5 separate regions of the Homo sapiens genome follow, and all the other regions are linked to region 2. Evidence: chromatin loops called from intact Hi-C (ENCODE). Cell type or tissue: heart right ventricle. All regions are shown on one strand. Links, peaks and the distances in the headings refer to the core of each region. The heading gives the core; the rest is flanking DNA. Region 1 holds the start of MARCHF11 (membrane associated ring-CH-type finger 11). Region 2 overlaps ZNF622 (zinc finger protein 622). Region 3 overlaps MYO10 (myosin X). Region 4 has its middle 86 kb from the start of LINC02150. Region 5 overlaps MARCHF11 (membrane associated ring-CH-type finger 11).

Region 1 (4,000 bases), core at 1-4,000, 280 kb before region 2:
GCCTGGTTAAGTGGAAATAACATTCAGATTAGAACTAATAGGTTCAACCAAAGTTTTCATACCAGTGAAGTTTTGTTTTACTTGTATCTGTTCTCCATAAATGGAGCCCATTAGAGCTTAAATGCTTAAGTTAACAAAATATTAATAAAATCAATTGTGTAACATTTCTAATGAATAAAATTGATTTAAGTGTGGTACAAGTCATTTTACCAACTTGCCTTTTTAGAAAAAAGACTGGTATCATTTTATCAATAAGTAAAAAATTAATAAAGGAAACCATTCGATTAAAATGTCTTTTGAGTTTCTCAGATAAAATGTCATGGCTTTCTCAAAAACACATGTTTACAAATTCTAAATCTTGGTTTTAGTGTAATTTTCACAAAATGTTTTTAAGTAGCATAAGTAAATATCCTTAGTAATAACTAAGCTTAAGTGCATTCATGTTAACAAAATTATTTCAGGAAAAATAAATGTTGAAACTGCTTACCTGGCAAGGTTGTTTCATTTTAATGGCTATAACATGGTATCTATAACAGCAAAGTTCACAGGTCCAGGAACCTCTCTCACTGATCCATTTTAGCAGGCACAGCTGATGTGTATACCGAACTGACCCATCACATCGGCAGGGGTTCAACAACTCACCCTAAAAAGAAAACAGCTCAGTGTGAATATCTGTGTCTGTGTCTCTATTTTAAAAACCTAATGCTTCCTTTCTTTTCTTTCAAAGCCATTTACTCAGGATACAGCATCAGGCTCTATCATAGGAAATGAAATTAAAATTTTATACCTCTGATGGGAATGAAACTAAGTCTTAAAACTATTTCAAAGACATTGCTTAGAGTTATGACATAAATGTTCTACCAACATACAAAATGTCTGCAAGATATAGCTCCCAATACCCGTGGGGGAAAGCTGTACTATTAAATCTCTTTAATAACTTTTAAGTGGATGGTCAGATGCATTTCCTCTGCAGTTATTCTTAATCATTGCTAAAGAAGAAACGCATGGCATCCCAGAAAGCGGCATTATGCTTTTTTTTCTAAATGTAGCATCATAAATATTGTCTTAGGGCACTATATTCCTGAAAGCCTGTATATTCTTATGCAATTTCCTTACTTTTAAAAACATTACACCTAATCTTTTCTCAGACCACACATTTGTAAGGGACATATGCTATCATTTCCTCTGCATGATTACTCTCATATAAGTTTGCATGCACCTACAATGGTGTTTATAATTTTAGAATTGTGTTGCTGTCAAAATATAAATTGTTGGCATAATAGCCTTTCTTTCAAAGTCCATTCCTATTTCTCTTGTAAAAACTATCACATGCTTTTCACATCCGTGAGATTAAGTCACCCAAATTTGCAGTAAGGAAAGACTCTGCCCTTTCTGGTTGTGATATGACATCTGTCTCAAGATACATCTGTAGAAAACGGACTTCACCTTACATCTGACAGGTTTGCTTCTAAGCATAAACCAAAATCCATCGAATAATTCACAAAAGCCGCTTTTGGCATTATCACTAAAGCACCTGAGGAACATGTAGCTCCTAAGCCAGGAAGGAAAAAGGAAGTGTAGATGAAATTAAACCCAGTATTCACCACTGGGACATTTCTATTTGCCTTCACAGGAAGGGAAAGGGGAAGGCATATTGGAGCCAGCGCTCACAGGGCAGAACCAGACGAGCCTCACTGGAGGCAAACTGGGAGGTAGGCGTGCGCTGTCCGTGGTGCTGAAAGCTTGACCGGCGCGAGCTGGAGCCGCCACCGGCTGCCTCGGGGTCTCGCCGGGCCTTACCTGCTCCGCGCCCTGGAAGCAGATCTTGCAGATGGGCTGGTGGTGCTGGTGCTGGTGCCCAGCGCGCTGGTCGCCGCCGCCACTGCTGCTGCTGCGGCTGCTGCACACCGAGCGCGTCTCGGGCTGGTCTCCGGCGCCCCGCCGCTCGCGCTCGCCGCCCGCGCCGGCCTCAGACTCCCCGGGGCCGCCTTTCGCTGCTGCCGCCTCCGGGAGGCGCCTCGGACCTTCCCCGGAGTCGCCGGCCGCCGCCACTTCCTGGCCGGCGGGCTGCAGGGGCAGGGGCGGAGGCGGCAGCTCGTCCGCTCCCCTGCACCGCGGGGCCACCTCCCCTAGCGGCTCGCTTGGCCCCGCGGCGCGCTCGGGGGTCTCGGGGGACGCGGGCAGCGGCGGCAGGTAGCGCGGGGCCGCGGGGACCGGGGCCGGCTCTCCCGGCGGCGGCGTCGGCGGCGGCGGCGGGGGAGGTTGCGGGGGAGGCTCGGCGTCCCCGCTCTCCGCCCCGCGACACCGACTGCCGCCGTGGCCGCCCTCAAAGCTCATGGTTGTGCCGCCGCCGCCCTCCTGCCGGCCCGGCTGGCGGGCCGGGCTCTGGCTGCAGGGAAAGAGAGCGCGGAGGGGGCGGGAGGGAGAGGGGAAAAGGAGGGAGGGGGCCCGGACGCCTGGGGCTAGGGGGCGGGACGGGGAGGGGATGCGGAAGGTTCTGCAGCTGCGGCGGCGGCAGGCGCGGCCGTTCGGTGGAGCCGCCGGCTCGGCTCTGATGGAGGCGGCGCCGAATTCGGCTGCGCGTGAGAGCCGCGCCGCGGAAGGGGGGGCCGGAGAAGCGAGGGGGCGGGAGGGAGGAGCGGCGCGGCGGGGGTGACGGGGCGCGGGCGCGGGGTGGGCTGGGGGCGCGGATCAGTGGGACGGAGTTCGGGGTTCGGCTCCGAGCGGGCGGGCTGGAAGTGGGGGATCCCTCAGCCGCCTCCACGGGCCGGCCCCGCGCTCACGTCGGTTCCGGGGCGGATGACCCCTCTCCAAACGGCGCAGCGCTGCGGCTCTCGTGAGCTGGGAAGTAGGGGGCAGGGGAGAGGCCGCGGGTCCAGAAACCGTTACTGGATGGGCCGGTGGGATGTGGCGCGGGCCGGGTGGGGCGCGACAGTCTGAGCCGAGACCCGCGTGGGCTTAAGGGTGCGCGAGGCGGGTGCCCTGGGCGCGCCCGAACTGGCTGAGCAGTGGAGCGGGAAAGGGCGCGGGACCCGGGACTGTAACCGCCACTTCCAGGCCCTCGCTCCCCGCGCTTGGAGCCCTCAAGGGCACTCTCAGGGATCCTCGAGAGCCTTAAAACAGAAGTCTCTGGAACCTGTGTCCTCTCCCTGTCTGTCCCGCCCTCGAATCCCTGTGTCCTCCTCACCCGCTCCCTCCTGCAGTGAGCATCCCGGGTTGTTGGTAAAGATCTTGGTGCCTGGGAGGTCGGAGCTTCGTCTCCTGAAATGGTTTATACTAGTGAACCCTGGCGCCACGTTCTGTGGCTTATAATCACTTTCGTCGTTGCCGCATGAGGAAGCAAATGACACCGCCCCTTACCCTGGAAAAGTGGCTGCAGCCTTCCCCGGATCTTAGTTTTACTCACCCCGAAGTCAATTTCTCGGTAACTCCACCCTGCAAAACCTCTGTGGGACTCATCTTCAGGGCAGAGCTAACAGTTTTCTTTCTGGAAAAAAAAAAAAATCCCTCACCTGCAGGGAACTAGGCTGAGAATCGTGCACATGCAGTAGTTTCCAAATCCGTGCAGTGTGAGATCATAAAGCACCGGATTTATATGCGGCAGTGTGTCTATCCGAATTTTCACTGATGTGACGCTTTCAGTCTTTGACACAAAGACACAGAGCAGTCATTTTTGGCAGCGTTTCATAGCCGAAGACCCAGGATCAGAAAGGCAAAATAACTTGTTCAAGGTTATAGAACTATTAACAAAGAACTTCTGTGTTCCCTGACCAGATTTTCTGGTTCAAATGCCAATAATTTTTTCTTCCAATCCTTTCTTCTGCCTCCTAAAATAGTATTGTAGTACATTGTGTGTTTGGCGCCATTGATTCCCACTAATAGATACTCTGTAATGGCTGAGATAAACTACTAGCTTAAGTTCGTTTTTCCATTTCACGTTTTGGCAGTAAGAAGTATATTTGATTCATAAAGAAGACCTACCTCTTTTGACAGAAATTGG
Region 2 (4,000 bases), core at 1-4,000:
CAGAAATGAATTTCTAAATTTAATTTTCAAAGTATGCTGATGTTATTACAACACGATTGTATATCTCATTATCTCATAGGCCCACTAACTTGTAACAGAGTGAGAAAAAAGAAAATAGACTCTGAATATTTCAAATAAAAAAACTATGGGACAGGGCCGGGTGCGGTGGCTCACGCCTGTAATCCCAGCACTTTGGGAGTCCTAGGTGGACGGATCACGAGGTCAGGAGATCGAGACCATCCTGGCTAACACGGTGAAACCCCATCTCTACTAAAAGCACAAAAAAATTAGCCGGGCGTGGTGGTGGGCACCTGTAGTCCCAGCTACTCGGGAGGCTGAGGCAGGAGAATGGTGTGAACCCGGGAGGCGGAGCTTGCGGTGAGCCAAGATCATACCACTGCACTCCAGCCTGGGCAACACAGCAAGACTCCGTCTCCAAAAAAAAAAAAAAAAAAAAAACTATGGGACAAAGGTATTGGCCACCAATTGGAAATTCTGTAGCTGGAATAATAAAAACCTGAGGTAAGTAAAGATATCTACTGGAGGAACAATTCAAGGTTCTTATTTAAGGGTGAGGCACATCTGATATATTAATCTAGGGGTGGCAAACTACAGCCAGAGAACCAAATCTGGCCAACCGCCTGTTTTGGTTTGTTTTACTGCCACACAGCCACGCTCAACTGTGTAGGTATTATCTCTCGATGCTTTGGTGCTTGCTACAACAGCAGAGGTGGGAAGCTGCTGCAGAGACAGAATTGCACACAAAGCCTAAACGATCACCTCTGGCCCTTTCTAGGGAAAATGTCCCAACCCATGTGTCATAAGTTCAAGGGAGATGACCTGAAGGGGGCTGGGTTTAGAGATGACTAATTCCAGGCTCCCTCAGAGCAGTGGCTCTCCAAAGGTGGTCATCAGCATTGCAAAGCCAGTGTCATCAGCATTACCTAAAAGCTTACTAAATACACACTATCCTTTCACAAGAATATTAATTAGGACAAAAGTAATCAAATATCTTCCCAGACAGACATAACCATGCAGATATTTAACAACAGCATATACATAAGGCACGAAAAAGCCATTTCCACTGAAAATGAATAAAGGATAGTTGGCTAGGTAGAACCCTGTGTACGGTTTCCAGGAAAGATTTATATTTACCTAGGTAAAGCCATTTCTTTCAGAATCTTTTGTGTAAAAAGACCATGAACCAGATACTATAAATATTGTGGAAGTCTGTATTTGCTTTTAGGATCCAGACTTTCAATTTGCATAAGAAAATTATTTTGGTTATTTTAAGTCCCTATACCTGCCAAAATAACTGGAAAATAATTTGCTTGATACACAGATATGGAAAAGTAGTTACTTTCAGTTGCTTGTTTTATCATCATACTCAAGAGATGACAAAAAGAAGCTTTCGATTCAAAGACATGGTCTTTGGATACTAGTGTGGATAAAAACATTTTCCCTAAACCTGACTGTTTTGACAGCATAAGAGTTAACAAAGCTCTTAGACCACAGGAAATAGGTGAGATGTAGTTGATGGATAAAACACAAGCTTAAATGGAGGGTCTACAGGAAATTCCAGCATTGTTCACTGTGATGTTCTATTTGTAACGTTAGGTCTGGACGCTCCAGGTTTGCAAGGTGATAATGTTGGTCATTAGTACATAAGAATTCAATATACTTATATTCTTAAGCAACATGTGGAAACACATCCTACAGCACGTTGGCCTTTTAAAGCGTCTTTGAAATGGCTTCATTACTCAATGCCAAGGTTTCCAACAGCTGGTAAGAAGGAACTGAAAATAGCATTCAGAGCTCCCCCTACCCTGTGCCAATGACAGTGACCACCTGATATTAGCACCACGTATGATGGGCTAAGGACAGCTACACTTGAAGGCCCTCATCAAGGAAAAGTATTTTCTAGAACACAGGGTGACTGCCCAATAAATAAGGGATTGGTTATGTCTAAGTCATGGTGAAGCATGCGACCTGTCCATCTAGCTTTTGACACAGCAGTAGCCACTTATAGACCATCCACTCCTTTTTTTCTTTTTTTGTTTTTAGGAGACAGCATATTGTTCTATCACCCAGGCTGGAGTGCAGTGGCGTGATCATGACTCACTGCAGCCTTGTGACTCTTGACTTCCTGGGCTCAAGTGATCCTCCTGCCTTAGCTGAGACTATAGGCACACACCATCACACCAGGCTAATGTCCACTCCTTCTTAACAAACGGCCTTACAATTTCTGACATCCAATTGAATGGGCCTTTCATACCAACTTACTCCAAAAGAGCTGAAGAGCAACGAAGGAAACCCAAAAAAACCTTGCCAGACCACAATCTTCAAAATAAATGCTCACAGTGCCCTCTAGTGGATACTTTTTGTCATTAGCTTTGAGATAGCCTGCTTGATTTTACTGAAGTCCAATCTGAGTAACTAGATTTAGTGTCCCAGCAGCAGGGGAGAGACTCTTGTTACCCAGTAAATGGACAGAAGATGAGTTCAGGAAGCCTTCCCAGAGGGTTGAATCTAAATAAGTTGAATCTTACAAGAAAAGTAGGAATAAAAGAGGCACCACACATGTAAACACCCAGAGGAAGAGAACTGTATGTGGGTGGGGTAGAGGAATAGCACTACACACCTGAGGGACCAGAAGCGAGAGAAACTCAAAGTTACCCTAAAGGCAATGGCTCCCAGTGGAGGAACTACAGAGGGTAAAGAAAATCTACTGGTGTTTTAGAAAGAATGTTTTGGTGGTCATGTGGAAACCAGATTAGAGATGACCAGACAGGAGGGTATAATGGTGACACAGATAAATGAATACAAAAAAAAAAATACTCAAAAATACTCAAAAGACATTTAGGAGTTACTAAGCCATCTGGATGTGGGAGAGGAAGATCTCTCTAAGATCTTTCTAAGGCTAGCCAAAGCCAAAAATGGGCTTGGCTTTGGCGGTCAAAATGGGTATCTTTTTAGATACCTTAAAAAACTCAGTCACCCAGGACAAAGCTGAGGATTCTTTATTTTTTATAAGTTTCAAAAATTTAAAGTCTAGATGAAAACTTCTCTGAAACATCCTAGATTTCTTGAATAGATATGCTCACGTTATGCTAAGGTTTGTAATATATTGTGCTAAAGTAGATGCAAAATGAAGCAAACACTATAGTGATCCTACTACACGGCAGACACTGCTGTACTAGGATTGTCTTATTCAATTTACTTAAGGTCTATGGTTATCTGATTCTACCGTTTAAGAAGCAGAAGCTAAGGAGACAACAAGTCAAACATACAGTTCTGGAAAATAAGTTATTAAACATATTTCTGATGTTCTATATGGGTACTGTCACCAGAGAAAGACTAGAAAAGGTTCTCTGGGATTTAGGTTTTACCACTGTGTATTAGATAGGCCATAATAATATATTGCATTATAACCTTCTTATCACTGTAGAAAGAACTGTCATCTTCAAAATAGGTTCTGCCTGACCTTTCCTCCTATTGCCACACTCTAAAGCTGCTCTTGGCCTTACAGGGTTATCATTCTGAGCTAAAGATAGTCATCTGTACCTAAGCAGTGACATTCTATGTGGAAAGCCATAAGACAAGGCTGCTTCATTGCGGACCTCTCCACCAGCAGGGTGTGTTGTTCCTGCCTGCACCGTTACTGCAAATCTCCCAAGGCAGTATACAGATATTGGAAAAAGGCTTTGCTGATTAGGCATGTGATCCTGGTAAGTTACTCAGCCTCTCTAAGCTTCATATGTAAAATGAAGATGCTGGAATCTAACTCACGTTGGCCTATAAAGACAAATACATCTGCCTGAATGTGCTAACTGCTCAGTAAATACCAGACATTAAGATCTTATTATCATCTCTACCTTTCCATCCCCTTTCATTTCTCAAACATGTCTTCTGTAGCTTCTCCTATTCTTATCAGTTAATCACGATTCTTTCTTCCTACACAATAAACAACCATGTATGCTTCTCACATTCATGGTTATTC
Region 3 (6,123 bases), core at 1,126-5,125, 210 kb after region 2:
CTCAAATAAACAATGTTTAAAACACAGACACACACGGTATAACAGCTATTTATGCAGCATTTATGTTGTGCTAGGTATCTGTAACCTGGAGATGATTTAAAGGGTAAGGAAAGATGTGTGCAGGTTCTATGCAAATATTATACCACTGTATAGCAGGGACTTGAGCATCTGTGAATTTTGTATCCTCAGGGGTGGGGGGAGGGGGTCCTGGAACCAATCTCCCTTGGATACCAAGGGACGACTGCACTTCACTGACCTTGTTGAAAGCAACTGACATCACACACACCAATGAGTGCATGTAAAAGCAGTAAAATTGGAATAGGTTCTGTGGCTAGGGGAAGCTCAACGGTACTTTGTCAGCTGTGATGCTGCTCTACAGTGATGGGGGATGCTACCACTGGGGAAACTGAAGGGCACGCAGGCCTCCCTGTACGTTCTGTTGCAACTTTCTCTGAGTCTGTAATTATTTCTAAATAAAAGGCTAAAACAAAACCACAACTATGCCATGTAAAGGCTCACATGTAAATCTATGTTCTAACTATGGTGCTGCTCTAACCCCCCCAATCTGAGTCATGCCTTTCCTTGCCTATTTCCCCATCTATAATTGAGGGCGGGCGACAGCCTTCCAGAGTAAATTAAGTCACAGAGGGAATCCTGAGAGGTGAGCAGTAGAAAGAAGACTTCTGTCAAATTCTTTCTGAGCCTAAAATAAAAACAAAGACAACACACATCCAAGTCTTTGCCGGCTTTCCTTGGGTGCCTGGCGGGGCCACAGGCTTCAGGCAGCACCTGGCTTCAGGTTCCATCCCAATCCCTGCAGAATGGGAAGAAGCCATCCGTGAGCATGAGCAGAGGGTGGGAGTCAGTGGTCTGCAAGAGAAGTGGCGCTTGCTCATGCTAGACGCCTGGCCTGGTGGTTTGGGTACATTGGCAACCAAACTGCCTACCTGTGTGTTCTGGTCCACAGGGAGGTGCAGGCAGGTTCTAGGATCCAGGGTTGCAAGATCAGGCACACTTTGGGGCTGACATAGGGGACTGTCTGACATAAACACATTTCAAGTCCTCAGCTGTGTGTGACTTCATTTACCAGTCCCTTCTTTTGCTTTCTTGAAGTCACACTCAGTGTCTACAAGAGCAGTGGAGACAGCTGCAGATCTGTGTTTAGACCTGATGAGCAAGTCCATGAAACAAACACAAAGCCCAGACACTGAAACCATAGCATTAACACCAAAAAGCCGGCCGGGTGCGGTAGCTCACACCTGTAATCCCAGCACTTTGGGAGGCTGAGGCAGGTGGATCGAGACCAGCCTGGCCAACATGGTGAAACCCCATCTCTACTAAAAATACAAAACCTAGCCAGGCGTGGTGATGCATGCCTGTACTCCCAACTCCTTGGGAGGCTGAGGCAGGAGAATCGCTAGAACCCAGGAGGCAGAGGCTGCAGTGAGCCGAGATCACGCCACTGTACTCCAGCCTGGGTAACAGAGTGAGACTCTGTCTCTAAAGAAAAAAAAAAAAAACCACCAAAAAGCCAAAACAAAAATAAGCCTCCCCTCCATGGTTTTTAGAGCCTCCTCTGATAAAGGAAACACACAGCGTGTTAGCTAGTATCTTTTATTGTCAGAACTTCTGTGAGCCAACAAACAGTTTTGCATGGTTGTACACAAAGGGACAAGGCAAATTTCTTTTTTCGTGTGGGTAGACTTAGTTGGCCCAAGTCCTTAAAACTTTTCCATATAAAAATAAAAAGTCCAAGACCAGATTATTTTTCTTCTGGTCATAAATGCTGATTTATTTACAGGTGCCTTGTTCAGACCACCATTATAAACTTGGGATAAAATATGTGTGTATTAAAGCCTCAGCATTTAATGTCAGGGTCCTTTGAAGATTCACTCAAGTGTTAAGACGTTTCTGGAATGCAGCGTCTCTCCCCCATAGTCAACATGGTTATTATATCTGTAATCTATCCAGAATGATAGAAGCTAACCTTCCAAGTAACACTTTGTTTTTAACTTAAATCTTTTAGACATGAAAGACTCCAAAATGACTTCATTCTTGTTCTAAAACCAGCACTGGAGCCAGCTGTTGAAGAGTGGTTTATAAATACAGTTATCTTGTAGGCTGCTTATCTGTTTATAATACAGCAGACACAGATGGCAGACTTTGCTACATGTAAAACAATGGAGTCAACACGTGTTTTTCAAAATACAGCAAAGACAGGAAAATCCAGGATTTGGGTTTGTTAATAAAACCACCTTATAAAGTAACAATTGAGACTATAGCTCTGCATTATTAAAATATACAGACTGTGTACACCATTACACATCCTTTTTCCCTTTGCTTTTTAATGCTCATGAAACCATGATTAAAGTGTTGAGTTTATGAACACATGCACGAACAGGCAAGCACGTACACTTAAAAGATGAAACAAAGAAAAAAGTTGATTCATGTCATTCCATGAGAAAGGCTGCCCGCAGCACTCCAGCTCAAACACACTGTCCCCTCGAGCTCTCCATCCCCCTTCCCACTCCCTCACCTTCCCTCAGATTCGGGGAAATCAGGTTGGGAGGTTAGTGCATCATTGACAGAGAATGCCCCCCTTCCACGCTCTGTTAAGTCTCCCCCAGAAGGGGGAAAGGCAGTTCCCTTCAGTAGCACAGTTACGGTCGATTAGTGTTGGTTCCACAAGTTAAGGCACTTCCGGCTGCTTTGGTGGCAGCGTGGTTCCTCCCCTCCTTTTTTAAGGCATGTGTCCTCTAAGAGTAGTAAAGCTTTGGAAACTGTGCAGACTGTTAAAGTTGACAGCTTAATACAGGATCAATGAAGGCGGCAGGCAAAAGGATCCTCGGAGACACCTCCCTCAGACCAGAAGCTTCCAGAAAGCCTGGGCAGCTCTGTGTTTGTTTTGGCTGGGCATGGCACACTGGAGCCAGCCTAGGCCAGAGGGTGGTGCGTTCAGGTAGCAAAGACAGGTGGGCTCTGTCCCGCCTTCACCTGGAGCTGCCCTGGCTGCTGGCGGAGCGTGTCGTGCTGTAGCGCTTCTTCACGATCATGCTGATGTAGGCTTTCATGAGCTTGGCCACATCCACCACCTGCCCAGGGGGAAGCAGAACCGACACAGCGTCACAAGTCTCCCCCAGGCAAAGGGCCCTGCCTAATAATCCAGACATTCCCTGGGCACCCTCCCGTAGCCTTCCATGCTAATCGACGGATCCCATTTTGCAGGAAGCCAGAAGTTTAACCACTTTCACCTTCCTCATCAGGGAAAGGTGGAATCTCAGCTTTTCCAAATACAATGTGCACCACCTGGTGGCACAAACGTGCCAACTTGGCTTGATGGAAACTGTCAGACTTTGCACATTAAAATCCAGAACTAACCGAGGACGCTGAAGTTACTCGGTGTCAACAGTGCTGGGATTACTATCCCCGCTTAAAATAAATGTGAAATGACAGAGTCCACAATTACAGCCTTTAAAGACTGGATCATCTAATTCTAGTCAACTCCTTAGGAAGCAGCTGAAGAAACAAGATAACTGAGGCCCCAGGGGCTGGGAGAGCGGCCAGCTCCCCAGACGCCAGGCCAGCTTCTGCTCCACACCAGCCACCTCCTCCAGCTGGGATCTCCATTAGCTCCCTCCCATGATGTCCCCGTCATTGCCACCCCTTCTCACAGCTGGCCTGGATCCCTGTGCAGGCATCATAACCGGCTTCCATATCCCTGTTTGCTCTCTTCCCTTCCAGTCCCACCCCAGAGATCACTGTCTGTAAATTCACTGTTATGCCATGCACAATCAAAGATCCCACAGTGGTTCCTTGTTGTCTACTGGATCTCACCAAATCCTGCAGCCTGGCACCTGGGACCCTTGAGTCAAGGGCTCTCCACCCTCTTCCCTCTCACTGCACGACTCCCCATCAGCCTAGGGAACCTACAATGCCACATCCTCCAAGCAGCTGGAACGCCCTCCTCAATGCCTCTCCATTCCAAACCAGGCAGCAGGTGATTCCTCTCCACTCACCACGTTGACTTGCTAGCTGTTCCCTTTGTGGAAGCCTCAATAAGCTTCTTGTATTATATTTTTTAAACTTGGAGGCTGGTAGCACATATATTTAGAGGCCTTTTAGTGTGTGTGGTTTCACAATCCAGAATGAGCTGCACCCAGGATGGTCATGCTCCCGGCTCCCTCCTGGTCTCAAGAGGCCACCAGAGCCGAGTCTCACAGCTGTGACACCGCTATAATTGCTAACTAATTTTCATAAGGTTTTGTTGCAAATAATATACTTTTTCAGGGACATCTATGTCACTTCCCTTTCTCTGCCTTTCCTCCAAGGGTAAGACTCCTTGGCAAAATGGAACCAGATTCCTCTGTTGCAAAAGTATACAAAAAAAATATGGTGATCTCAGATTTTGGCCTGCAGGGAACCGGCAGCTGGAAAGGGACCACCACACTGTATTTTCGTGTTTTGAAGAAAAATATTCAAAGAAAATGACCTGGTCAAAGGCATGAGGAAATGGGGTCCTGTTTTTCTGTTTTGTCAAGACCATGAATAAAAAGATGAACTTGCTTTGCCTCTTACCTCACTGGTTTCAAAGAGCAGCTCCCTCTCATCGACCACGATCTTATACGTATTCGCCAGGGGTGCCCCAAAAGAGAGGATGTGTTCATACTGGAAGACTTCCAGTGGTCTTCCCTCTCCACGCTTGTAGACGGAGACGGCGTCCGCGCTGACACCCAACCAGAGTTCCTGAGGGAAGCCACCTTCCTTGCACTGGTGGGCAAGAGTCAACAGAAGAGTTAAGTCATGAAGTGGTTGGCAACAGAAAGCATCTAAACCATAAGACAGGCTTTGAGTGAAGTCCTCTGTGCAGAAGATTAAATATATTCGATGTGCATGCATGCATGGAGGGGCCTGAAATATGAAAAATGGCACCTCTCTGGCTATCTTGATTTCTAACTAGTTAATCTCACGCTTTTGGGAAAACCTCACTAACTGGCAGAGTCTAACATCTTGCTTTGACTCTCCACTTCTCAGCATTATTCTACTAGCTGTTTGGATTAGCTACGTGGAAGTGGCCTGGAAACGTACATGCTTGGCCGGGGGACTTAAGGAAGCTTCCCTGCAACCCAAGCCAAGTCTACTCTTGTATTAATATCTCCAGTTCTGCCTCCAATCCTCTTTGCGGATGGTTAGTCTTCAAATACAAAATCTAGGATCACAGAGGAAAATTCTCCAAATCACGCATGCTGAGCAGTTCTGGCTCCTCTTCACAAGGAGCAGCAATGGCCTTCCATATGCAGAGTGGGAACAGGGACTTTACCAGTTTAACTGTAGACTTTCCTGTACAGATTGGTGGAAGAAAATAAGACCCCATATGAAGGGGCTAACAACACAGGGCTGATCCAAACCTGGACAAGCAGGAGGGCTATAAATTGGAGACGCTGAAAAGAGTCTCTAGTTTATATCCCTAATAACCAGACATTCTCTGCATCCTCCATGCAAAAGCCAGTAGCTTTCTTTTTTCTTTTTTTTTTTGACGGAGTCTCACTCTGTCGCCCAGGCTGGAGTGCAGTGGCGTGATCCTGGCTCACTGCAACCTCCACCTCCTGAGTTCAAGCGATTCTCCTGTCTCAGCCTCTCGAGTAGCTGGGATTACAGGTGCATGCCACCACGCCCAGCTAATTTTTTGCAGAGATGGGGTTTCACCGTGTTAGCCAGGATGGTCTCGATCTCCTGACCTCATGATCCGCCCGCCTTGGCCTCCCAAAGCGCTGGGATTACAGGCATGAGCCACCGCGCCCGGCCAAGCCAGTAGCTTTCTATGCTAATTCACAGCTCACGTTTTGCAGGAAGCCAAGAGTTTAACTGCTATTATCTATTCCTTGTCAGGGAGAAATGGAATTATGGCTTTGTACAAAGCACCTGATTTTTTTATACTTAAAAACAGGCATAATTGAACCAACCAAACCAATCAAAAACATCACCTAATGAAAAGCCACCCACGGATTCTAGAATTTATAATATTTAGAATTTTATACAGCCTCAATATAAAGTCATCAGATATACGCTGAATTACTGTGATCATAAAAAATGGAAGCTAATCTAGACGATGAGCTGGCACACTTA
Region 4 (6,123 bases), core at 919-4,918, 100 kb before region 2:
CAATGTATTCCTTCAGCACATTTAAGTAAGTTCTGGATCCCAGAAGTTGTCACAATGTGCTTCTGAGGAACTCTTGATGTTTAGCAGCTGGTGGACAGATAAGCACCATCAGTGACTGGGGCAGGAAGACATTGAAGCAGTTTTTGACACGCACATCTAAGGAAAATAATAAAACAAAGGAGAGGGACAGGAGCACTGTGATGTGGTGATATTAAGAAATGTATATTTTGGCCAGGCGTGGTGGCTCACACCTGTAATCCCAGCACTTTGGGAGGCCGAGGCAGGCAGATCACCTGACCTGAGGTCAGGAGTTTGAGACCAGCCAGGCCAACATGGCGAAACTCCGTCTCTACTAAAAATACAAAAATCAGCCGGGCATGGTGATGCGTGCCTGTAATTCCAGCTACCCAGGAGGCTGAGGCAGGAGAATAGCTTGAACCGGGGAGGCAGAGGTTGCAGTGAGCCACGATCACGCCACTGCACCCCAGCCTGGGCGACAAGAGAGAGACTCCATCTCAAAAAAAAAAAAAAGAAAAAAGAAATATATATTTTGTCTTCATCCTCAGTTTTTGGCACAGGGTTCTAAATCCTTGTAATTTTCTGGGTAGATAGAGGTGATAGAAACGTGTTTCATTATTCATATAAGCCCCTTTCAGTCATACCTAAGTTTATGTTAATGAGGTGACTCTTGACAGAGCCCCTGGATGGCTGCAGGATGAAGGCTACTCTGGTCACCAGAGGAAACAACCATGTGATCAAAGTGTAGAACTTTCAGCCACACCCCTAATCCCCAGGGGAAAGGAGAGATGCTCCATTTGACTGAATCACCGACAGCCAATTGTTTAACAACTCAGGATACAAAATCAATGTGCAAAAATTCCTAGCGTTCCTATATGCTAACAACAGTCAAGCAGAGAGTCAAATTATGAATGAACTTCCATTTACAATTGCTACTAAAAGAATAAAATACCTAGGAATACAGCTAACAAGGGAAGTGAAGGACCTCTTCAAGGAGAACTACAAACCACTTCTCAAGGAAATCAGAGGGGACACAAGCAAATGGAAAAATATTTCATGCTCATGGATAGGAAGAATCAATATGGTGAAAATGGTCATACTGCCCAAAGCAATTTATAGATTCAATGCTATTCCCATTAAGCTACCATTGGCATTCTTCACAGAATTAGAAACAACAATTTTAAAATTCAAATAGAACCCGAAAGAGCCCAAATAGCCAAGACAATCCTAAGCAAAAAGAACAAAGCTGGAGGCATCATGCCACTCAACTTCAAACTATACTACAAGGCTACAGTAACCAAAACGCCATGGTACTGGTACAAAAATAGACACATAGACCAATGGAACAGAATAGATAACTCAGAGATAAGATCACACACCTACAATCATCTGATTTTAAACAAATCTGACCAAAATAAGCAACGGGGAAAGGATTCCCTATGTAATAAATGTTGCTGGGAGAACTTGCTAGCCATATGCAGAAAATTACAACTGGACCCCTTCCTTACACCTTATACAAAAATTAACTCAAGATGGATTGAAGACATAAATGTAAAACTCAAAACTATAAAAACCCTAGAAGAAAATCTAGGCAATATCATTCAGGATATAGGAACAGGAAATGATTTCATAACAAAAACACCAAAAGCAATTGCAACAAAGGGATATTTGACAAATGGGATCTAATTAAACTAACGAGCTTCTGCACAGCAAAAGAAACTATCAACAGAGTACACAGACAACCTGCAGAATGGGAGAAAAATTTTGCAATTTATCCATCTGATAAAGGTCTATTATACAGAGTCTACAAGGAACTTAAACAAATATACAAGAAAAAAATAACCCATTAAAAAGTCGGCAGAGGATATGAACAGACACTTCTCAAAAGCAGGCATTCATGTGGCCAACAAACGTGAAAAAAAAGCTCGCCACGGACCATTAGATAAATGCAAATCAAAACCACAATGAGACACCATCTCACACCAGTCAGAATGGTGATTATTAAAAAGTTAAGAAACAGCCAGGCACAGTGGCTCACGCCTGTACTCCCAGCACTTTGTGAGGCCAAGGTGGGTGGATCACAAGGTCAGGAGATTGAGACCATCCTGGCTAACATGGAGAAACTCCATCTCTACTAAAAAACACAAAAAATTAGCTGGGTGTGGTGGCGGGCGCCTGTAGTCCCAGCTACTCAGGAGGCTGAGGCAGGAGAATGGCGTGAACCCAGGAGGCGGAGCTTGCAGTGAGCAGAGATTGCCCCACTGCACTCCTGGGCAACAGAGCGAGACTCCATATCAAAAAAAAAAAAAAAAAAGTTAAGAAACAACAGATGCTGGCAAAGTCGCAGAGAAAAATGAATGCTTTTACATTGTTGGTGGGAGTGTAAATTAGTTCAACCATTGTAGAAGACAATGTGGCAATTCCTCAAAGATCTAGAGGCAGAAATACCATTTGACACAGAAATCGCATTGCTGGGTGTATACCCAAAGGAATATAATCATTCTATTATAAAGATACATGTATGTGTATGTTCATTGCAGCACTATTCACAATAGCAAAGACATGGAATCAACGCAAATGTTCAGCAAGGATAGACTAGATAAAGAAAATGTGGTACATATACACCATGGAATAAAAGAAACAAGATCATGTCCTTTGTAAGGACATGGTTGGATCTGGAAGCCACTGTCCTCAGCAAACTAATGCAGGAACAGAAAACCAAACACTGCATTTCTCACTTATAAGTGAGAGCAGAACGATGAGAACACATGGACACATGGAGGGGAGCAACACACACTGGGGCTTGTCATGGTTGGGGGGTTGAGGGAAAGAGAGCATCAGGAAGAATAGCTAATGGATGCTGGGCTTAATACCTAGTTGATGGGTTGATCTGTGCAGCAAACCACCATGGCACACATTTACCGATGTAACAAATCTGCATGTCCTGCACGTGTACCCCAGAGCTTAAAAGGTGAAGAAAAAAAAGATATGACCAAAAGATGGAAGCAGCACACACACACAAGCCTGATTTGGGTACCACTTTGACCGGTTTCCAGGAAGGACAAGTCCCTCATAGCATGTGACTGTCCAGAGGCTATAATGCAAAGGCCACTAGAAGGAGTTGGGGAGATGAAACTCCCAGGGGAGAGGGTAATTGGAGGGAGGATTTACACATCTAGGTGACATCACACAGCAGTCCAGCAGGGAGTCTCTGGGTCAGAGAGCTCCAGAGGGCAGCAAGCTACTGTTTGGGATCTTTATAGCCCCAGGATTTATCTTGTGTATGGCTAGTAGATGGTGGGCACAGTTTCATGGTGTGTGCAAAGCAAGCAGGTTTTAACTAAAAATATGCTCACTGGGGCTCTGTGTAAAACAATTGGATGTGTAACAGTTTGAGTTTGCTGTTGGTAGGCTTTTGAGCTAACAGGTCTCAGCCTGCTGTGAACTGGTAGACAGCCCAGGGGTCCATACACAGAGGCCATCTTTGGCTCACTTACGTAACTCTTTCTTGCACATCCTCTTTTTTTTTTTTTTTTTTTTTTTTTGAGATGGAGTCTCGTCCTGTCGCCCAGGCTCCAGTGCAGTGGCACAATCTCGGCTCACTGCAACCTCCGCCTCCTGGGTTCAAGCAATTCTCCTGCCTCAGCCTCCCGGGTAGCTGGGACTACAGGTGCGCACGCGCCACCATGCTCAGCTAATTTTTGTATTTTTAGTAGAGACGGGTTTTCACCATATTGGCCAGGCTGGTCTCAAACTCCTGACCTCATGATCCACCCGCTTCGGCCTCCCAGAGTCCTGGGATTACAGGCATGAGCCACGGCACCGGGCCCCTTGCACATCCTATTTCTGCATGGAGCTGCTGTTCTGCTCGCCACACCTCATCTCTGGCAGCACTCAGGTTCTGGCCATCTCCACGTGGCAGGCCCAGCCCATTCCCTTCTTGTCTTCATTCATTGACTCTCCAAGGACTTCAAACCAAGCTAGGGTTGTGATGCTCAGACTTTTATTTCGTCTCCGATGGTCATGTCCTGCCTTGGCTCCTTTCTTATCCTCTTTTTTTCTCTGGTCCCTAGCTGGTTTCCTACACCCTGGCTCTCTCCTGCTTCACTTCTTTTTTGTTGCCTTTACAGAAATTATCTCAATCTTGTTCATTATCTGCACTCTCCCCTTTTCTCCACTAGATTGTGAGCCAAAGAAAAACACATACCTCACCAGCTTCACTCAGCTCTGGATCTCCAATGCCTGGAACAGTGCCTGACTCATTATAGGTGCACACTGAATGAATGAATGAATGAATGAATGAATGATCTACCTCACGGCCATGTAGTGTAAACTTCTGAGAAATGAAGTATACATTTTTTTCAAAGCCACTTATTTAAAGCAATAGTATTCATGCATAAGTTCCAGGAAGTTTGTTTTAAACCACAAATTGATTATTGAAGTCATTTTGTTCCTACATTTAAATATCTAATTCTTCCGCAGGATCACTTTATGATTAGCTTTGGTTTGGGGGTCAAAGGAGTTGCTTATATCAGTAACTATCCAAGAACAGTGATCATATTATGAATATTCATGATGACCTATTTTTTGACATGACTTTAAAGATGGGAAAACATTGCTCATATTTCATTTGTCAAACAAATACTTTTTAAACTGACAGTTTTATTGAGGTATAATTGACACACAAAAGAGTTGCACGTTTGTCTTAGTTATTGCATGCTGCTATAACAAAATACCAGAGACTGGGTAACTTAGAAATAATAGAGGCTGGTCGCGGTGGCTCACACCTGTAATCCCAACACTCTGGGAGGCCGAGGCGGGCGGATCACCTGAGGTCAAGAGTTCGAGACCAGCTGGCCAACATGGTGAAACCCTGTCTCTACTAAAAATACAAAAATTAGCCAGATGTGGTGGCAGGCACCTGTAATCCCAGCTACTCAGGAGGCTGAGGAAGGAGAATCACTTGAACCCAGGAGGCAGAGGTTGCAGTGAGCCAAGATCACGCCATTTCATGGCACTCCTGCCTGGGGACAAGAGCAAGACTTCGTCTCAAAAAAAAAGAAAGAAAGAAATAATAGAAATTTATTTCACACAGTTCTGGAGTCTGGAAAGTCTAAGATCCAAGTGTCAAAAGGTTTAGTGTGTGGCGAGGGCTGCTCTCTGCTTCCAGAATGGTTCCTTGAATGCTAATTTCTCCAGAGGGTACAATGCATTTGAGGATGCATTCATCCTCAAATGGCAGAATGGACTGAAGGGGCAAACTTGTCCCGTCAAGTCCTTTTATAAGGCACTAATCCCACCCGTGAGGGGATTAGTTACCTCCTAAAAGAGGTAACTAACTACCTCTAATTACCTCCTAAAAGGCCCCATGTTGTAATCCCATTGCACTGGGGAATAAGTTTCAACATGAATTTTGGAGGTGATATGAGCATTCATAGCATAGCAACATGTTTATTGTATACAATTTGATGAGTTTAGGCGTATCCCATACACCTGTGAAACCAATCACTCTTTGCCAAAATATTCTCTGGAAAATCCTCTTCTCACTAGCCCTATTGTAAACAAGCATATACCAGAGCAACTGGACATGTGAGAAACTTGAGTTGCAACAGAGGGAACAGGAGTAAGGATTCTGATGAATCTCCAGGTGTTCAGTGGAACAATCTTTTGTAGCATTCATGTTTGTGCACATTTGCACTGGGGCTTTTTAGTATAATTTAGTGTAATCACCTCCACTAGCTTCTTATCAGAAGCAACATTCATCATTTCATTAATTCCAATAAAAGTTTTGTGTTGTTGAGCAGAAGCTCTTTAGTTTAATTAGATCCCATTTGTCAATTTTGGCTTTTGTTGCCATTGTTTTTGGTGTTTTAGTCATGAAGTCTTTGCCCATCCCTATGTCCTGAGTGATATTGCCTAAGTTTTCTTCCAGAGTTTTTATAATTTTAGGTTTTACATTTAAGTCTTTAATCCATTTTGAGTTGATTTTTGTATAAGGTGTAAGGAAGGTGTATAAGGGTCCATTTTCTGTTTTCTGCATATGGCTAGCCAGTTTTCCCAGCACTATTTATTAAATAGGGAGTCCTTTCCCCATTGCTTATTTTT
Region 5 (4,000 bases), core at 1-4,000, 290 kb before region 2:
TCTATTCATCATTTTAAAGTAACTATTTAAAAAAAACCATATTGACAAACTTCTCATACTCAGTAACATTAAAATTTGATGATCTATCTTGAAAAATTATATAAATGAATAAAATAAGTTTAATAAGTTTTATGGACACACCATCATACAACAGAAGCTTCCTGCTCCTAAAGTCAGTTTCAGAAGCCCCAGCTCCACCTGAAAGACACTTGAAACCCACAGTTAAATTGATTTTCCCTGATAGAGCATAGCATTCCTTCTACCTTTTGCCACACTTTCAAATAGTTCTTGGTGTATGAGTTAGATAATAAGGCAGAGACAGTACAACAAACCAAGTTCTTTATAGCTACTTGCACACCATTCATTTTCAGTAACTAATAGGTCATATTCTCTGTGCATCAAACCAAGAGCAATTTTGGCCTCACTGATCTGAAACGATATGCATGTGCTTCCAGACAAATAATGTTTGACTAATACCCATTATTAATGTTCTTGAATTGCTTTATACCTCTGAAATGAAATTGTATTTCCCATTTAGAAAAAGAAAATTATTTCTATCTCTTCTTTTATTTCTTTTTTATTTTCAGTTATTTCCAGGGTACAGAGCCATTTTCAGGGATTCACAGCCTGCCAGAGAGGCTCATTCTCCATACATCCTCCCATCAATGATTGATCCTCAGGAGATGGTCGGTGCCTCAATAGTTACTGCTTAATTAATGTTCCTCTGGTTGTTAACTAAGAACTTAAGCTGCTTGGAAAAAAATTTCTCCCTCCAGCAAGATGGCTTGCCATTAGTAAAATAATCCTTGGTAATTAAAAATCTCATTTTCAAATATAGTTCATAAGTTTTACATCATGAAATGGTTTCTCATCTAATTCTCTTTAAAAATGTTGCCCTAAGCAAAATAAAATACCATCTTCGAAAATCTGAAGCCAAACAAAAGAAGCCAAAACACAACCACTGTTTCTTTTACAAATAACAAAACTTCCCCTATAACTGGCCAGTGGCTGCTTTCAGATACATTAATCCAAATAAGTGATATTCTCTAAAGAATTTTTTCTTAGTTGAGAAAAATATCTAAAATATTTGATCATCAATATATTACAAATATTTTGCCAGAGATGTTATAATTATCTTTTATATTTTATATCTTTTATAATTTTATATTTTAATATATTTATATTAAATATTTAATATTTATATTTATATATTTAATATTTAATATAAACATTTAATAATTTAATATATTAATTATATATTAAATATTTAATATATAAATATTAAATATAATAATATAATATATATTTATATAATTTTATAATTTTATATTTATAATAAAAATATAAAATATCTTTTATATTTTAGAGATGTTTGCCACTAGATGTTATAATTATCTTTTACTTAAACTTGTTGCACCCAGCTATACATTGGACAATCAACATTTGAATGTACTATGATAACTTTAAATGGATTTAATATTATGCCTGAGATCACATGCTTTATATTCTTAAGATAATTTAGAAGTAGTTGTTTCAAAGTATCTGAACAGAGTAAAGATTTAAATGCCCAGATTACAAAGTGGAATAAAGAAAATGGAAAATGATTGATTAAATCAAAATCTCATCAAATAGAGAGACACCTTGGTTTTAAACAAATTAGGTGAGCAATAACAAATGGCAAAGCTTTTTAAGTAAATGGAACCTGGGTCGAATTTATTTTCCAAAAAGGTGAAAAAAAAATACATAGAAATGTCTCTAACCTAATGGAGCTCTGTGCACTCTGGGTCAAATTCCAAGAACACAACCGTAGTTCGTGTGAAACACTAGAGGGCAGAGTTGCACAGTAAAGCTCTTCTGACGTCTAACTGAGGACATGGATACCAACACTTAGGATGCTTGCTCCTGTAAACCCTCAGAACACCCTGGTTTATTTGGAAAGGTTTTAAACTTTTTTTAAATTATACTTTAAGCTTTAGGGTACATGTACACAACGTGCAGGTTTGTTACATATGTATACATGTGCCATGTTGGTGTGCTGCACCCATTAACGCTTCATTTACATTGGGTGTATCTCCTAATGCTATCCCTCCCCCCTCCCCCCACCCCAGAAAGGTTTTAAACTTTTAACAGATGATCTAAATTAGTCCACTATGAAAGCAATCAGCCAAATTCAGGAAACCCAGACAAGGCCTCCATGGAGAGTACTTACCCTAAAAATGATCTGTCTTCCTTCCTGCATGTGTTCATAAACAGCACATCTTATTCCTCATGAAATGACCATCGCTTTTCTCCTGAATAAAGGATTCTTAATAACCCACTTATGCTTACGGACTCTGAGAGCTAAAGGTTTTAAGTTATGGATGACATTTCCCATCTTATTTGGGAAACGGATTATTCCATTTTGGTTGACTAAGTACCATAAGCTCAAACAAAATGTCTCCATATTGTTAAAAGTTTTGCAGAGGAAAGAATCTTCACCCTTCAAAACTCCTTTATATTCATATTCATTGTCAATGGCAAAGATTCAAAAAATACTGGCTTCCCAGCATCTTACCACACTGATAAATGGAAGCCATTTATTTCAAATGGAGTCTGGAAGCCCAAATATCAATTTGTGTAGCTCCAGGAGCAACATAAAAAGTTATTTCCCCTCTTCAAGCCATTGTGTGTCTTTCCCAGTGGCCAAGTCATGTACAAGCCACTTCAATATCTCCCAATTATATTATCTTGAAAATTACAGCCTCAAATATTCATTCTCCAAATAGCCAGGTTCCTAGAGGGCATTCAATGAGATGATGAAGCGTCTCTTCAAAATAATCCATCTCAGAAACTGTGGGCTTTTAACAGAAAAACTGTACTTGTCCAAGGAGAACACAGGTCTAAAATTATTTTTCACTTGTTGTATTATCACTGTATTTATAAAAATCGATATTAAAAATAATTATAGTCCAGGTAGACGCAATTTATCATATAGAGAGGTTTTTGAAATCCTAATGCTTTGATAATTCTATAAATTAAATGCTTAAAATGGCAACATAAATAAATATTTTAAATAACTCAGGAGGAGCAAACTGACCACCTGTTTCTCAGAATCCAGAATCCATTTTCACTATTCTTTTTCTCTGAATGTCTATCTGATTGTACTCATTTTTTCCATGCCCCTAAAACCAACATCTCACTAGAACATGCTAGATATAAAATAGATTGAGAAAACTGAGCCTTTATCAAGGCTTTTTACATATTGATATAAGCTGTAAATATTGACCTCTCCAGTTCACTCATGGAAAACTAAAACCCAAAGTGAAATATACTTCAGTAGGAAAACAAACCATAGTAAATATTCACTAGCATACCCTATTTCTAGAAGGCAATATATTTTTTAAAATCTGTCAATCAATTCAAAGATCATGGATTGGTAGCCTTCACTGACCATTCTATCTAAAATTTTAACAATATCTCTCAACAATTCATAGCCCCCTTCATTGCCCAATGTTTTTTTCTTATGATTAGTTCTTTTACTTGGAATTTCTACTTATATATTATCAGTCTGTTTGCAAGGTATGAGCCTAATGGCTGAGATTTTGTCTTTTTTGTTTACTTTTATTCATTCCCAGTGACTAGAATACTGGTATCTAGTAGGTAATTAATAAATATTTGTTGAAATATTAAATGGATGAACAAATAAATGAATACACAGCAAATCCAAAATATAACACAATTTTATGTATTGCAAGTCCTGTTCTAATAAGACTAGGAGTCAAGAATCAATAAGAGACCATCAAATGCCAAGCATTTTGAAAATGTTACTTGATTTCATCCTTCCAACAACATTAAGAAATGAAACATAGAGTAGCGTTGTTGCTTATACAGCTGAGTAAGTGGCTGAGCTGAAATCTGGATTTGGTCTGCATATTGCCAAAGTCCATGCTTTTTTTATTATATTACACTGATCCTCATACTATCTCAACTCTTCTAAAAGATGTGTAACAAATGTTTAACA

The links. Hi-C counts contacts between places; a loop is a spot of excess contacts. Peaks named below come from ENCODE experiments on the same cell type or tissue, not always from the same donor. Only the 100,000 strongest peaks of a DNase experiment are listed, where the experiment ranks them.
Region 1: a loop joins it to region 2, with 5 times the contacts of the local background. A loop is called at or near these places in 58 of 110 quality-filtered maps.
Region 3: a loop joins it to region 2, with 4 times the contacts of the local background. A loop is called at or near these places in 19 of 110 quality-filtered maps.
Region 4: a loop joins it to region 2, with 2.2 times the contacts of the local background. A loop is called at or near these places in 10 of 110 quality-filtered maps.
Region 5: it touches region 2 in a loop (11-fold over the local background); 66 of 110 quality-filtered maps call a loop at or near these places.

The regions. Positions count from the first base shown.
Region 1 is chr5:16,177,239-16,181,238 of GRCh38, forward strand. MARCHF11 (membrane associated ring-CH-type finger 11) reads right to left here and starts at 2,553. Exons shown (of 4, transcript NM_001102562.3): 1 at 1,801-2,553; 2 at 488-643. The coding sequence starts at 2,337. It overlaps MARCHF11-DT (MARCHF11 divergent transcript), which reads left to right and starts at 3,003. Exons shown (of 2, transcript NR_149044.1): 1 at 3,003-3,202. It overlaps LOC105379640 (a long non-coding RNA gene), which reads right to left and starts at 3,566. Exons shown (of 3, transcript XR_001742613.2): 1 at 3,407-3,566; 2 at 3,188-3,261; 3 at 2,707-2,841. In heart right ventricle, for the core only: a CTCF peak has its summit at 1,956; a DNase peak (open chromatin) is centred at 1,733; H3K4me3 peaks cover 1,814 bases; H3K27me3 peaks cover 1,939 bases.
Region 2 is chr5:16,454,052-16,458,051 of GRCh38, forward strand. The region is part of intron 4 of ZNF622 (zinc finger protein 622); the gene reads right to left. Among named protein-coding and RNA genes, the nearest start is that of ZNF622, 9.7 kb to the right of the region's middle. In heart right ventricle, for the core only: CTCF peaks have their summits at 2,360 (motif pointing left), 2,574 and 3,631; no DNase peak of the experiment used is centred there; H3K27ac peaks cover 2,056 bases.
Region 3 is chr5:16,663,702-16,669,824 of GRCh38, forward strand. MYO10 (myosin X) reads right to left here. Exons shown (of 41, transcript NM_012334.3): 40 at 4,576-4,767; 41 at 1-3,092. The coding sequence ends at 2,991. Among named protein-coding and RNA genes, the nearest start is that of RETREG1, 50 kb to the left of the region's middle. In heart right ventricle, for the core only: a CTCF peak has its summit at 3,311; DNase peaks (open chromatin) are centred at 2,687, 3,320 and 3,600; H3K4me3 peaks cover 639 bases; H3K27ac peaks cover 1,658 bases.
Region 4 is chr5:16,351,684-16,357,806 of GRCh38, forward strand. No RefSeq gene overlaps it. Among named protein-coding and RNA genes, the nearest start is that of LINC02150, 86 kb to the right of the region's middle. In heart right ventricle, for the core only: no CTCF peak of the experiment used is centred there; no DNase peak of the experiment used is centred there.
Region 5 is chr5:16,159,092-16,163,091 of GRCh38, forward strand. All of the region lies in intron 2 of MARCHF11 (membrane associated ring-CH-type finger 11), which reads right to left. Among named protein-coding and RNA genes, the nearest start is that of MARCHF11, 19 kb to the right of the region's middle. In heart right ventricle, for the core only: a CTCF peak has its summit at 1,821 (motif pointing right); no DNase peak of the experiment used is centred there.